Regions from separate parts of the Homo sapiens genome. Here all the other regions are linked to region 3. Evidence: chromatin contacts called from ENCODE Hi-C or POLR2A ChIA-PET data. All regions are on one chromosome and are shown on one strand. Each heading gives the region's core, a stretch centred on a gene start or an enhancer-like site at or near the end of the contact. The rest is flanking DNA. Distances are from core to core; before and after follow the strand shown.

What was found. A loop is a pair of places that touch in the nucleus more often than their neighbours do. ChIA-PET counts read pairs that join two places held with the same protein, here RNA polymerase II (POLR2A). Pooled maps may share reads with other maps.
Region 1: a loop to region 3 is called in a pooled map, with 9 times the contacts of the local background. The contact joins the promoter of TOR1A here to the promoter of DOLPP1 in region 3. A Hi-C loop is called at or near these places in 8 of 50 pooled maps.
Region 2: a pooled map shows a loop between it and region 3 (4-fold over the local background). The contact joins the enhancer-like site here to the promoter of DOLPP1 in region 3. A Hi-C loop is called at or near these places in 1 of 50 pooled maps. POLR2A ChIA-PET finds 5 or more read pairs at or near these places in 2 of 52 experiments (H1 and activated CD8-positive, alpha-beta memory T cell).
Region 4: a map of B cell shows a loop between it and region 3 (29-fold over the local background). The contact joins the promoter of GLE1 here to the promoter of DOLPP1 in region 3. A Hi-C loop is called at or near these places in 1 of 168 maps with a recorded cell type or tissue (B cell) and 8 of 50 pooled maps. POLR2A ChIA-PET finds 5 or more read pairs at or near these places in 4 of 52 experiments (CD4-positive, alpha-beta T cell, T-cell, activated naive CD4-positive, alpha-beta T cell and 1 more).
Region 5: a loop to region 3 is called in a map with no recorded cell type, with 16 times the contacts of the local background. The contact joins the promoter of SWI5 here to the promoter of DOLPP1 in region 3. A Hi-C loop is called at or near these places in 1 of 37 single-sample maps with no recorded cell type and 8 of 50 pooled maps. POLR2A ChIA-PET finds 5 or more read pairs at or near these places in 1 of 52 experiments (GM10248).

Annotation. Positions count from the first base shown.
Region 1 is chr9:129,822,817-129,825,516 of GRCh38, forward strand. It overlaps TOR1A (torsin family 1 member A), which reads right to left and starts at 1,320. Exons shown (of 5, transcript NM_000113.3): 1 at 1,092-1,320; 2 at 1-30. The coding sequence starts at 1,269. RefSeq lists a silencer at 705-794 and an enhancer at 1,205-1,514.
Region 2 is chr9:129,736,405-129,739,104 of GRCh38, forward strand. It overlaps PTGES (prostaglandin E synthase), which reads right to left. Exons shown (of 3, transcript NM_004878.5): 3 at 1,945-2,700. Among named protein-coding and RNA genes, the nearest start is that of PTGES, 15 kb to the right of the region's middle. RefSeq lists an enhancer at 1,038-1,287. Within about 2 kb of position 1,332, at least 29 of the 41 ENCODE cell types and tissues checked have a DNase peak (open chromatin) inside an H3K27ac peak, as active enhancers do.
Region 3 is chr9:129,079,851-129,082,550 of GRCh38, forward strand. DOLPP1 (dolichyldiphosphatase 1) reads left to right here and starts at 1,261. Exons shown (of 8, transcript NM_020438.5): 1 at 1,261-1,357. The coding sequence starts at 1,282. RefSeq lists a silencer at 959-1,688.
Region 4 is chr9:128,503,395-128,506,094 of GRCh38, forward strand. It overlaps GLE1 (GLE1 RNA export mediator), which reads left to right and starts at 1,325. Exons shown (of 16, transcript NM_001003722.2): 1 at 1,325-1,510. The coding sequence starts at 1,412. RefSeq lists a silencer at 1,136-1,345 and an enhancer at 1,566-1,725.
Region 5 is chr9:128,274,923-128,277,622 of GRCh38, forward strand. SWI5 (SWI5 homologous recombination repair protein) reads left to right here and starts at 1,354. Exons shown (of 5, transcript NM_001318089.2): 1 at 1,354-1,480; 2 at 1,785-1,833. The coding sequence starts at 1,419. GOLGA2 (golgin A2) reads right to left here and starts at 1,085. Exons shown (of 27, transcript NM_001366244.2): 1 at 971-1,085. The coding sequence starts at 1,054. RefSeq lists enhancers at 549-598, 1,459-1,588 and a silencer at 749-858.

The DNA.
Region 1 (2,700 bases), core at 70-2,569, 740 kb after region 3:
AGAGGTTGTCGTCCAGATCCTTCTGCAGTGCTGGGAAAGACAAAGCCAATCAGGAGTGGGGAAGAAACAGCGGCAAAATGTAGCCACATTTACAGCCCATAAGAAAGCCAGCAAAGCCGTCTAGACGCCCTCCAAGCACCTTGCGAAACCTCAAGTACTGCGGTCTGTAAGCTCCTGGCCCAGAGGGGACGGCGGTCCAGGGAGCCCTCCCTTTGCTGGTCCTGCCTATTCTAAAGCCCTGGCCCGACTCCTTCCCGAAAAGCCCCTTGGTGCCACTGCCACTGCCACCAGTTTGCACCCCTAACCCCTGTGCTGCTCCTCCCACCCCAAGGCAGAGCCGGGAAAGGAAACAGTTTGGTCCCTCCTGGTCGGCTGCGGAAGAGTCCTCACCATCCTTCCTGTCTCCCGCTAGGCTAGAAAGGAGGCAGAACCCACTTCGGAGGGAGGTTACCACTGGTCCACCCCCAGCTTAGCGCAAAGTAGGCCAACCTGCAGCCTGGCTCCTCAGGTCTCCGACTTAAGTCTGGCACGTCTGTGGTCATGGCCGAGGAGCCAGGCCTCATCCTGCAGGCCGGCCGCTTGGCTTCCGGGGTCCGGCCCCCGCGGACTCAGCTCTGCCCAGGCCCGGCCCTCCTGGGATGTGACCCCTACCCCGGCCTGGCCCTAGTGCCATCCCCCAGCCCCAGCCCCAGCCCCAGCCCCCGCTCCTGAGCCCCAGCCCCCAAACTCCGCTCCAGCCCCAGTCCTAGCCCGGCCCTACTGCCATCCCCCAGCCTCCATCCACCATCCTCAATCCCCTAGCCCCAGCCAACCGCCCTGGTCTTAACCCAGCCCTAGTGCGATCCCCCAGCCCCACCCCCAGCCCCCGGGCCCCGCTCCATCCCCCAGCCCCAGCCCCAGCCCCAACCCGGCCCTAGTGCCATCGCCCAGCCCCAGCCCCCAGGCCCCGCTCCAGCCCTAGTCCTAGCCCGGCCCTGGTGCCATCCCCCGGCCTCCATCCTCCATTCTCCATGCCCTGGTCCTAGTTCAGCCCTAGTGCCATCGCCCAGCCCCAGCCCCAGCCCCAGCCTCCAGCCCCCGCCCCAGCCTACCCTCCCGGCTAAGGCTCCGCTTCTGCCCGCAGCACTCGGCGAAGAGGCAGTAGAGACGCGGGTAGATGTAGCCGGTGAGGACGCCGGCCAGGGCCAGTCCCAGGCTGATGGGCTCCACCGCCTGCACCACGGACGGCGCCAGCAGCAGCAGGCCCAGCACGGCCCGGCCCAGCTTCATGCCCGGACCCGCGCCACCCTGCTTGTTCTCGCGCCGACCGCGAACCGGTGCAGCCGCCAGACCCACGCTTCCGGTTCCTCCTCTCGCGGAGGCCATCTTTCTTCAGGGCAGCCCTCCTCCCGACGCCGGCGGCCGCCATCTTTGTTCGGTACAAAGCCCTGTTTTGCTTCCGGAAACTCGGTTCTGCTCCGCCCCTGTTGGCCACGTGTTTTTGTTTATGGACGTTATTTTTGCCAGGCATGGTGGCTCCTGCCTGTAATCCCAGCCCTTTGGGAGGCTGAGGCGGGCGGATCACCTGAGGTCAGGAGTTCGAGACCAGCCTGACCAACATGGTGAAACCACGTCTCTACTAAAAATATAAAATTAGCCGGGTGTGGTGGTAGGCACCTGTAGCCCTAGCTACTGGGGAGGCTGACACATGAGAATCGCTTGAACCCAGGAGGCGGAGATTGCAGTGAGCCGAGATCTCACCACTGCACTCCAGCCTGGGAGACAGAGCAAGACTGTGTCCCCTCCCCGCAAATAATAATAATAATAATAATAATAATAACGGACGTTATTTTTTAGAACAGATTTACAGAAAAATTGAGAAGATAGTAGAGAGTTCCCATGTGCCACCCATCCCTGCAATTTCCCCTATTACTAAAATCTTACATTATTAGTGTGCTACATTTGTTAAAATTAACGATGCACTGTTGTCATATTAACTAAAGTGTAGTTTATTCAGATTTCCTTCCTTTTACTTAATGCCTTTTTCTGCTGCAGGTTTCCATTCAGGATACCACATTATATTTCGTTGTCATGTCTTAGACTACTGTTAATGACAGTGTCTCAGCCTTTTATTTTTATTTTAGCTGGAGTGCAGTGGCATGATCTCAGCTCACTGCAACCTCTGCCTCCCAGGTTCAAGCGATTCTCCTGTCTCAGCCTCCTGAGCAGCTGGGATTACAGGCACACACCACCATGCCCGGCTAATTTTTGTATTTTTGGTAGAGACGGGGTTTCACCATGTTGGCCAGGATGGTCTTGATCTGACCTCATGATCTGCCCGTCTCAGCCTCCCAAAGTGCTGGGATTACAGGCGTGAGCCACCGCGCCTGGCCTCAGCTTTTTATTTTTGATGACCTTGATAGTTTTGAGGAGTACTGGCCAAATCTTTGGTGGGCTGGCCCTCTATTGGGATTTGATGTTTTTCTCAGGATTAGACAAGCGTTATGGCGTTTTGGAAGGAAGATCACAGAGGTAAAGTGCTATGCTCATCACATCCTACCAAGGAAGGGTTCTTACTGTTCAACGTTACTTACCACTGTTGGTGCTGACTTGATCACTTGACTGAAGTAGTGTTTGTCAGGTCCCCCCACCCCTCTTTTCTCTACTGTACTCTTTGGAAGGACGTCCCCATGCACAGCCCACACGTAAGGAGTCGGGGAT
Region 2 (2,700 bases), core at 82-2,581, 660 kb after region 3:
AAGGCCCCATCTGCCTCCATCAGGGCGCTGAGCCTTGGGGTCATCACGGGCGCCGTCCTGCGGAGCCCGCCCACCCCAGGCTGGAGCTGCATGCATGGGGACGGGGGGCAGGATGAGGTTGCCACCCCAGCATCGGGCACCACCCCACCCTGAGGAGGCACTCACAAGCCGACAGAACAGGGGCGGTGCCGGGCAGGGGACCTCATGGTCTCGTGGTCTCTGCGGCTCCAGTGTGGTGGGGGCCGCCTCCTTCACCCACGCCCCAGGTTCACAGTATTGCCATGGGCATCCGATGCCCCTGCTCACCTGGGTCCGGTGGGTTCCCAGCAGGTTATTTTGCCCACAGAGCCCCTCTTTCCCCAGGAAGGAAAATATAAATATAAAAGCGCACGCTGCTGTGGCCAGGCACGGTGGCTCACTCCTGTAATCCCAGCACTTTGGGAGGCTGAGGCAGGCAGATCACTTGAGGTCAGGAGTTCGAGACCAGCCTGGCCAACATGGTGAAACCCTGTCTCTACTAAAAATATAAAAATTAGCCGGGTGTGGTGGCACATGCCTGTATGTAATCCCAGCTACTCGGGAGGCGGAGACAGGAGAATGGTTTGAACCTGGGAAGGAGAGGTTGCAGTGAGCCGAGATGGCACCACTGCACTCCAGCCTGGGTGACAGAGTGAGACTCCATCTCAAACAACAACAACAACAACAACAAGAATGCACGCTGGGTTCGCCTCCTGGATGGCCCCTGCCCTGGGATCTGTCCTCCCTCTGGCCTTACACTGTCCGAGCCCAGGGACAGCAGGCAAGTCACCTCTCCCCTGTGAGGAGACACCCCCTACAAGCCTCCTTCCTGTGAACCTTGCCTCTCTCATCTAAAAACCCTCACCTTCCTCATCTAGAAAGCGGAAATCCCTCCTGCCTCGGATTGTTTTGGGGATTTTTTTTTTTTTTTTTTGAGACATTTTCCCTCTGTTGCCCGGGCTGGAGTGCAGTGGTGGGATCTCGGCTCACTGCAGCCTCAACTTCCCAGGCTCAAGCGATCCTCCTGCCTCAGCCTCCCGAGTAGCTGGGACCATAGGCAGGCACCATTACACCCGGCTAATTCTTTTTTTTTTTTTTGGTAGAAAAGGGATCTAGCTCTGTTGCCCAGGCTAGTCTCAAACCCCTGGGCTCAGATCTTCCAACTTCGGCCTCCCAAAGTGCTTGAATTACAGACATAAGTTGGAAAAAAATCCAACTAGTATGCCCAGCCCAACGCTTAGCAAGCAGTAGGTGCTCAATACTGGATCGCGCCCTTCCCGTTTCTCTCCCGAGAGCCGCCGCGGCCCAAAAACAGAGGCGTCCCCTTACCACCAGGGGGCAGTGTTTCCCCTCTCAGCTCCGAACGGGACCCGGGGCCTCACGGCGCTTTCTGGCGGGGCCTGGGGTCCCTGCGCTGCTGGAGAACCCCCGGCACGGCAGGTCCCATCCGTTAGAGGGGCTCCGGCCTCGGGGTGCTGGGAGGGGGCGTTCAGGGAAAGTGAGGCCGTGCAGCACAGGGGCTCCGCCCAGGGACTTTGGCAGCCCCGACTTTCAGACCTGGCCCCGCACTTCCGGGCGCTGGCCTCCTGGAGTCTCCGTGTCCTGGTTGACGGAGCTGATAATGGCAGCCCGCGGGCGGGGCAGCCCCGCAGGGAGGGGTGACCTGGCCGGGGCAGGATTTGGGTGCTCCTGGCTCACCTCGCCAGATGCCACCTTACCCGCCCCAACGGGAGGCAGGAGGCTGCTGCTTGCTGTGTGATTAACACCCAGCCAGGGCGCGTTGGTGTCTGCGCCAGAGATCTTGTCCCGCCAAACTGGCTGTAGACAGTCACCGGCAAGAACGCCCAGCGCGCTGGAGCATCAGGCCAGCTTGGGCAGCAGGGAACACCAGGAACGCGCAACCCAAGACGAGGTGCTGGGCCCAGCTGGCAGACACTTCCATTTAATGACTAAAAATCACACATCTCAGGTCACGGGTCTAGGAGAAAACACACACACACACACACACACACACACACACACACACACACACACACGGATTCCCCATCAAGGGGACATTTGCAGTTTCCAAACCTTGAAGATACTGAAGGGACCAGAAAGTTCCTTTGAGTGGCTGGTCACCCAAAGCTCCCGGTCCTCCACCCACTGCCCTTTGGAGGGACTCAAACCTTGGGAGGAGAAGGCTGAGCTTCCTGTGGGCCCCTCCCACCCACACCTGAGCCAGAGAGAAGACTGCAGCAAAGACATCCAAAGCCAACGGCAAGGGAAGCGTCAGCGGGGGCAGAGGAGCCAGCCCTGTCCTTGGCTCACCCAGCTTCCACCATACAGGAACCCAAGACCCCAGCCTTGCTTCCACAGAGAACTGGCAGGGGTCCCCTGGCCTGGCCATCACAGGGACTCACATGGGAGCCTTTTAAAACTCCAGATGGTGGCTGAGCACAGTGATTCATGCCTGTCATCCCAGCACTTTGGGAGGCCGAGGCCGGTGGATCACTTGAGGCCAGGAGTTCGAGACCCTCCTGGGCAACATGGTGAACCCGTCTCTACTAAAAATACAAAAATTAGCTGGGTATGGTGATACGCGCCTGTAATCCCAGCTACTCAGGAGGCTGAGGCGGGAGAATCGCTTGAACCCGGGAGGCGGAGGCTGCAGTGAGCCAGATTGTACCACTTCACTCCAGC
Region 3 (2,700 bases), core at 11-2,510:
TCACGCTTGTAATCTCAGCATTTTGGGAGCCGAGGCAGGTGGATCACCTGAGGCCAGGAGTTCGAGACCAGCCTGCCCAACATGGTAAGACCCGGTCTCTACTAAAAATGCAAAAATTAGCCGGATGCGGTGGTGCGCGCCTGTAGTCACAGCTACTCGGGAGGCTGAGACAGGAGAATCACTTGGACCCAGGAGGCTGAGCAAGATCGTTCCACTGCACTCCAGCCTGGGCCTCAGAGCAAGACCCTGTCTCAAAAAACAAACAAACAGACAAAAACAGCACATGCTAGCGGCAGGAGACAAGAGGCTGAGCCCTCCCAGCCCACCTTACCTGCACTGTAATCCAATCCAGCCAGAGACAGAGTCGGGTAGGAGAGGTGAAGGCGGGTGGGAAGGTGTGGCTGTTCACGCAGGAATGTCTTGGGAAAACTGAGGGGTAGGTGGAAAACCGACTTCTTGTTTGAAATGCTCCCAAGACGCCTCATTAAGTAGCATAGACGTGACTGAATCAATAAATCTTTATTAAATGAATGAAAGGAGGAAGGAGTCCTTAACTGTAGCTAAGCTTCCACTCTTAAGTATCAATTAAGCTTCTCTGTTCAGTCCAGCGTTTAGGGCGCCTACTGCGCGCCCCGCCCCACACACTTTTGACAAAAAGGTCGCCTGCTCTGTGTGACTTGCCCTTTCGCCGGCCAGTATGGGGCAGAGGGAAATAAGCCCCCTCTGCTCTCTGGTCTCAGTTTACTCGTAACTGAAAGTGGGTCGGTTCAAACCCCCTGGAGCTGAGGTTGCCTCTCCTCTTCGAGCACGCGCTATCGGACGCGCAGGTCCCCAAGACCGCGGATCGGCAGGGGGTACCAGGGAAGCCTTCATTCAGGGCGCAGGTCCCAGCCGAACCAAAGCTCCCACCAAAGTTCAACACGCCCCCAAAGCCAGCGCCTGATTGGCCCGCCCTGCCCACAAGCTGAGGCAGCCTCACCTTCTGATTGGCTGTTATGCTCCCTGTTCGGTGCTGGAACCCTCCCCTTCTCTGATTGGCCAGATGCCTACCTGCGCTCGCCCCAGATTGGGCGCCAGCTGGGGCGGCTCGTTGGCTCCCAGGGGCCCCGCTCTCTGATTCGCCGCTCGGGCCAGCCCCCACGGCCTGCACGCTGAATGGCTGCGCCGCTACCTATATTGGCCTCCGATTGGGTGCACGGCGCCTCCCCGGCGTGATAGGTCAGGACCACCGCCCCCCTGGCTCCCCATTGGCTGCTCGAAGAAGCCCGGTCTCCGGGTAAGATGGCAGCGGACGGACAGTGCTCGCTCCCCGCTTCATGGCGGCCGGTGACCCTCACCCACGTCGAATATCCTGCAGGTAAAAGGCGGTCCCGGCTCCAAGGACGCCTTCCCAGGGACGGCCTCTCAGTCCCGGGCGCTCCGGCCTGCTCGAGCCCGCGGAGGGGGCGCCGGGGGACCGGGGTGGGAACTGTCAAATAGTGAACCACGGAGGGGCTCGGCCGGCGCGCGCGCCGCGCAGGCGCAGTGGTGCGAGGATGAGCTGGGCGAAATTGTGAGGCGCTCGCTCGCGCACTCTGCGGCTGCGCGGCCAGGGCGCTCCCCCGGGTCCCGGGGCGCCGGTGGGCTGAAATGGGTTGAGGATCTGTGTGAGGCGAGAAAAGATCCCTGGCCTGGACCTTGGCCCTTCTTCCCCGCCCTCCCCTGTCCCAGAGAGGCCGCACTCCTGTTCCAGCGTGCAGGGAGTGTCTTGTTTCCTTCGAACAGTGCTTTGGGCTGCTTGTAAGAGAAAGAGCTCCCCGTTGCTGGGAGTGTGCAAGCCGAAGCCAGGCTTTTGAGTACTTGTGGTGCCACGCCCTGAGCAGGGCACGATTCCACAACAGAGAGGACCCGATGAGGGGGCGGGCAGCCTCCGGGAACTTGACTTCTGTTGCTTCCCATCAGACACACCTCTCGAAGTGCAGGGCTTTCCAGTTGAGAGGTCCATTAGCGGCGTTCTGGAGGCTGTCTAGTAAGAGTGGCGCAGAGCCTGGGCGTGGGGGTCAGACCCATCTGGGCTCCAGTTGAGGCTGAGGCCTTGTGCAGGTGCCTGCCTCTGCTTAAGTTAATTCATCTCTAAAGTGGGACTGATTACAGTGCTTACCTTCTGGTGATGGTATGAGCATCAAATAGCAGGAGGCACAAGAAGGGCTGAGTACAGTGCCCGGCATGCAGTAAGCGTTCAGTAAATACCTGCAGTTAATGTTATCCCACCTTGCAAGACCCTCCCTGGGTAAGATGGTTGAGTGCCAGGGAAGGCTGGAGCCCCTCATTGAGCCCTGGTTGCCTGGGAAGGGCCTGCTCATGCTGCTGTCTTGCGAGATGTGAGAACCTGGGTCCGCTGAGGGCACCAGGACTGAATGCCAAAGAACGTTGACGCTGGTGTTCTGGGTTGTACTGGGGGTGGTATGGCCCTGCCAGGTCCTGGGCCCTGCCTGCCTGCCTGTCTACCATTCATTCATCCATTCATTCATTCAGTCAATATCCACTGAACACTTCTGAGTGCTAGGCCCTGGGCTAGCTCTGGTTTTTAGAATGCTTAACAGGCCTGAAATATCCCTGCATTCCTGCACTATGAAAACCAGCTGCTTTATAAGAGGAAAGCCAAAGCCTGGAGGTGGGGAAAGACTTGCTAAGGCCTCTGCACCTTCACAGCTTCCCCTC
Region 4 (2,700 bases), core at 75-2,574, 580 kb before region 3:
GCTCTATAGATTTGTCTCTTCTGGATATTTCACATAAGTGGAATTGTCCAACATGTGGCCATTCATGACTGGCTTCTCTCAGCATAATGCTTTCAAGATTGATGTTGCAGCGTATCATCAGCACTTTATTTTTATGGCCCCATAACATTCCATTATATAGATGTGGTGTTTCCTCCTGCCAAACAGGGCTGGTTGGGATTCCAAAGAAGCACTATGGCCGGGCGCAGTGGCTCATGCCTGTAATCCCAACGCTTTGGGAGGTCGAGGTGGGTGGATCAACTGAGGTCAGGAGTTCGAGACCAGCCTGACCAACATGGTGAAACCCCGCCTCTGCTAAAAATACAAAATAGCTGGGCGTGGTGGCTGGCGCGTGTAGTCCCAGCTACACGGGGAGCTGAGGCAGGAGAATCGCTTGAACCCGGGAGGCGGAGGTTGCAGTGAGCCGAGATCGAGCCACTGTACTCCAGCCTGGGGGACAGAGCAAGACTCTGTCTCAAAAAAGCAGCATTAAACCCAAAACATTTATTAGGGAAGCTTACAGAGTGGGCTGCAGCAATTCTCGCGACAGACAGAGAGAAGCGGTGTTTCACCTAGGTACATCCCCAGCGAGGGGTCAGGGTATGAAGTTTATATGAGGGTTTATGGAATTTGGCTAAAAGCAGGGGTCAGTTTCAGCGTTTTGGGCAATAACCTAGATATCCTTAGTGCCTAGGGATATGCAAGGCCCGTGTTTGGTTGCAAGTCTGCAGGAAAAAACTTGCAGCTGGCTGGGTCACAGGGCGGTCAAGGCACTCTGATACTTGGTCAGTGCACAGAAAGCGGGGGAACTCGGGAACCGCGCACATAGTACTATATTTTATTTATCCATTCACCAATGGATGGACGTTTGGGTTGCTTTCACTTTTTGGCTATTATGAATAACACTGCTGTGAACATTCATGGACAAGTTTTTATATATACATAGGTTTCATTTCTTTGGCGTATTTTATATATATATATATATTTACCTAGGAGAATTGCTGGGTCAAATGGTAATTGTTTAACCTTTTGAGGAACTGCCAGACTGTCTTCCACAGCAGGTGCTTCATTTTACAGTCCCATGAGCAGTGTATGAGGGTTCCAGTTTCTGCACAGTCTCAAGGCACAGACAAATTTTCAGCAGCCCCGGGGATTGGGAGCGGTGGTTACCTCTGCGGAACGTGCCCCGACAGCCAAGCCCTGCGCGCAGGCGCACTGGTGGGAGGGCGGGAACGCGGGAGCGTCGCCGGAGGTGGGGCGTGCAGGCGTTAGGGGCGGGGCTGTGCTGCGCGCGCGTCCCGGAAGCAGAAGCCTGTGTGGCCTTCCCGGCGGCTGATTCGAGGGCTTGTTTGGTCAGAAGGGGGGCGTCAGAGAAGCTGCCCCTTAGCCAACCATGCCGTCTGAGGGTCGCTGCTGGGAGACCTTGAAGGCCCTACGCAGTTCCGACAAAGGTCGCCTTTGCTACTACCGCGACTGGCTGCTGCGGCGCGAGGTGAGCGGTGGCCCCGGAGGACGTAGGCCTTTCCGGCCCCTCGCGACCGAAACCTTCTCCCTAGCCGTTGGCACGTTCTGCTCCCGGGAACCCGTGCAGTCTAACAACCTGCATTTATTTCTTGACTTCTGTGTGTACATCCCTCTGTCCTGGGGTTTCTGTCCTCTTCAGCCTATTTTAGCGTTTCGGGGAGCTCCCCTGACTTCACAGGTGCCCCGCGCTCTGAAGGCTTCATTGCTACCCTCCGCCAGTTGGGCGCCTTCTCCGTTCTGCTGTTGTCAAAGCAATCTCGGCCCCAGGTTCAGTTAACTTACTGTATGTCTCATGTGCTGGGAGCTCTAGAGTTTGCGACGAACGATTGACACGACCTAATCCATTGCTACTAGTGAAATGACCAAATTTTTAGATTGATTTGGCAGACCTGGAAAGTGAATGGGGGCGTGGTCACCGTACCTAGCATTTGCAAAGCTCTGCGCGAGAAGTGGAGGGATGTGGAGAGTTAAGGCCGAGCTCCCATTCCCGAGTCGCTGCTAGTTAGCTACAGATAAGGCGTTGTCCTGCATCCTCAGACTTCTTGGGAAACAATCCTAAAGTATTTCCCTGTCTTTTATGTTGTTGACAGTTTTGAAAAATACAGACCTTACATTCTGTAGGTTGACTGCCAGCATATGTGCTTTCAAACCACCAGACCAAGGTTAAGCATTCTTGGCAGGAATACCACAGAAATGATGCCATGGCTTTCTCAGTAAGTCACATGAGGAGGCACACAGATGTCAACCCATCCCAACACTGGTGATGCTAATCTTGATCACCTGGTTACGTTATTATCTGCCTGGTCTCTCCGTTTAAAATTCGTCATTTTTCCCTTAGTAATTGTTGGGAAGTAATAATACCAGTATCCTTTTTTCTGGGCAAACCTTAATCCTCCATGGCTTTAGCATTCATTGATGTTTTCCACATGAATCGATACCTCTATGACGTTGCCAGATCCTGTTTCTTTATATCCGCTATTCCTTCTGCATTTGTTAGTTGGCATTCTACTGTAAGGAGGTGCTTTCTATTTTATTCAGTGAGTTGTAATCCATTACTTTTATTATTTATTTATTTTATTTTAAATGTCCCAGATTTTGTAAGCTTGTATCAAAATAATCACATGCAAGGCTAGGCGTGGTGGCTCAGGCCCGTAATCC
Region 5 (2,700 bases), core at 104-2,603, 800 kb before region 3:
TGTTCCACAGAAGATAAGCAGATCTCATTCCAGAGACCACTGAAGGGCACTCTGGTCCCAGAACCATGGAGAATTCGAATATGAGGTGGAGAAGTCAGAAAAAAATGTTAAAGTCTCTCTGGAGAGTAGAAGCCTGGGGGAAAACCAAACCAATCCCGTTCTCACATTGCCACCCAGAGATACTGCCAATGTTTTCAGTTCACGGGTGAAGTGTAGGCTTTTCACACTGTCAATGTCTATGTTAAGGGTGTAAGGCAGCCTGAAACCTCTCCCTCCTAGGTCCCATAGTCCCCAATCCCCTTCCAGCTGGAAATTTATGCTGTGACCAGAGGAACCAGAAGCGGGATGAGAACACTTAGGGGACTGGGTCCTAAGATCAAAGACTGGTCTCGCGCAACTAATTACGGTTCCGAGGGGGATTGTGACGTCACTACATTCCACTCCTAGGGGGAACATCAGCGCGACGTCCAAGTCGCCGCTCCGCGATGGGGGAGGGGACCGCAGGGCCAGGACCCAGGTCCTTGGAGACCCGAGACCAAAGAACCCCGGGAGGTCCGGTTTGGGGCGGCAGGAGGTGAGGGTCGAGTCTGGAGCGGGGGGCCCCGGGAGTCACGGGCCCAAAGTCACTGGCGAGGGCAGGGGCTGAATTGCTGGGGTCCTAGGTCCTTGGAGACGCCAGCCCAAAGAGCCCAGGGAGGTCGGACTTCGGGGGGCAGGAGGTGAGGGCCGAGTCTGGAGCGGGGAGCCCCGGGAGCACCAGCCCAAAGTCACCCGGGGGCGACTGGCGAGGGCGGGGGCTGGGCGGCTGAGGGGGCGGGGCTGGCTGACAAGACTTTGGTGGAGGGAGCCCGGACGCGCCGTGGGGAGCCCAGCCCGGTGTGCCTCAGGAGTGGCAGAGACTCTGGCCATGGTCCTGCCATCGGAGTGGGGCTGGGGCTGGGTCGGGGGGCCGCGACCCGGTGCACTTTACCTTTTTCTTCGCTGCGGCCAATTTGCTCTGTCGGGTTTCTTCCGACATCGCGGGGCGGGGAGGGAGGCGGGGTTGGGGCCACATCAGCGCGATCCCGGCAACCACTGCGGAAGTCAGTCAGCCACCGCGCAGCTGTGCGACGGAGCCAGAGGAGGCGTAACCAGGGCGATACTGGAGCGCAGAATGGGGGCGTGGCCTCAAAGATCAAAGCCCATTGGTCAATGAGAAATATGAAGCGGAAGGGGGCGTGGCTATGCAGCGGCGTGGCCAGAGGGACCTGTGGCGTCACAACAAAAGCTGCGCACGCAACCGCTGTCCCCGCCCACCTCGGGAGAGGGGCGGGGCCGGCTTTCCTTGGGTGCGCGCGCAGCTTTCTGTGCGCCAGTTCACACTCCGGGTCAGAGTTCCTGGCCCGGTGCACCTGAGAGGTCGCTCTCCGACTCCCGCGCTGGACCCTCTTGCGCCATTGAACCCCCTGATCCGGGGGCCTCGGACCCCAGGGCTCAGGAGGTGGGCGAGGAACGGACTCCACAGTTTCTTTCCTGACTCCTCACAGCCCTGCCCCAGACTCTCCCTTCCCAGAAATCACCTCCAAAGACTCCCATCCAGTGCTCCAGACAACCCCCGTCTCAGAACGCCCCCTTCCTAGAGGGTCTCTACCCTGATCCTGAGAGCGTGTCTGCCCCCTTTCCAGATGGATCCAGTCCCTGGCGCTCCTACTTCCCAACTGCTCCTCCTCCCGCATCCCCACAGTACCCCGTCCTCACAGCGGGCTGTGGGTCCAATCAGACTTTCCCCTCGGATTCCTCTCTAGGACTGAACCAAGACTTACCCGAAGTTGCCGCGGGGCCTTCCGATCCCCTGTGAGTATTTCTTCCCCCACACCCCCTTTCCCATCCTCGACCTTCCCTTGTGCGCTCCCGGCCCCACTCCCCATCCCAACAGCAGCCAATCCCCGCTTGGCCCTCTTCCATATCTTCTCCCAGTCGACTGAGAACCGCCAGGTCATTCCCGAATCCCTCCCCTTCCTTTCCTCATGCCCGCCAGTCTTCAAAGAAGTGTTATCCTGTCCTGTCCTAGGCTAACTCCTCTCCCTCCCCATCCTGTCTCCTGGCTCCTCAGATGCCTTTCACTCCAGTCCAGCACCAGCCATCTCTCCTCCTCGCTCTTTTCACCCCTCACCCAGCCCTGCCTTTAAACAAACCCATAGCTCCCCAGTCAGGAAAATGCTTGGCGTTCACCCTGGCCACTCCTTTCGTTGCTAATAGTCTCTCCTCTTCGCTGGCAAGCCACCCCCAAAACGCAGCCTACTCCTTCTCTCATCCCCCAGATGGAGTTGCCACTACAACTACCACCACTCTTAAGGTAGATCGTGAGGGCCGGGTGCAGTGGCTCACACCTGTAATCCCAGCACTTTGGGAGGCTGAGGCGGGCAGATCATTTGAGGTCAGGAGTTCAAGACCAGCCTGCCCAACATGATGAAACCCTGTCTCTACTAAAAATACAAAAAAATCAGCCGAGCGTGGTGGTGCAGGCCTGTAATCCCAACTACTCAGGAGGCTGAGGCAGGAGAATTGCTTGAACCCGGAAGGTGGAGGTTGCAGTAAGCCGAGATTGCACCACTGCACTCCAGCCTGGACAACAGAGCTAGACAAGTCTCAAAAACAAAAAAGAAGTTAGATCGGGAAAGACTTGGTATTTGTTCATTGATTTAGCAACTGCTGCAATGC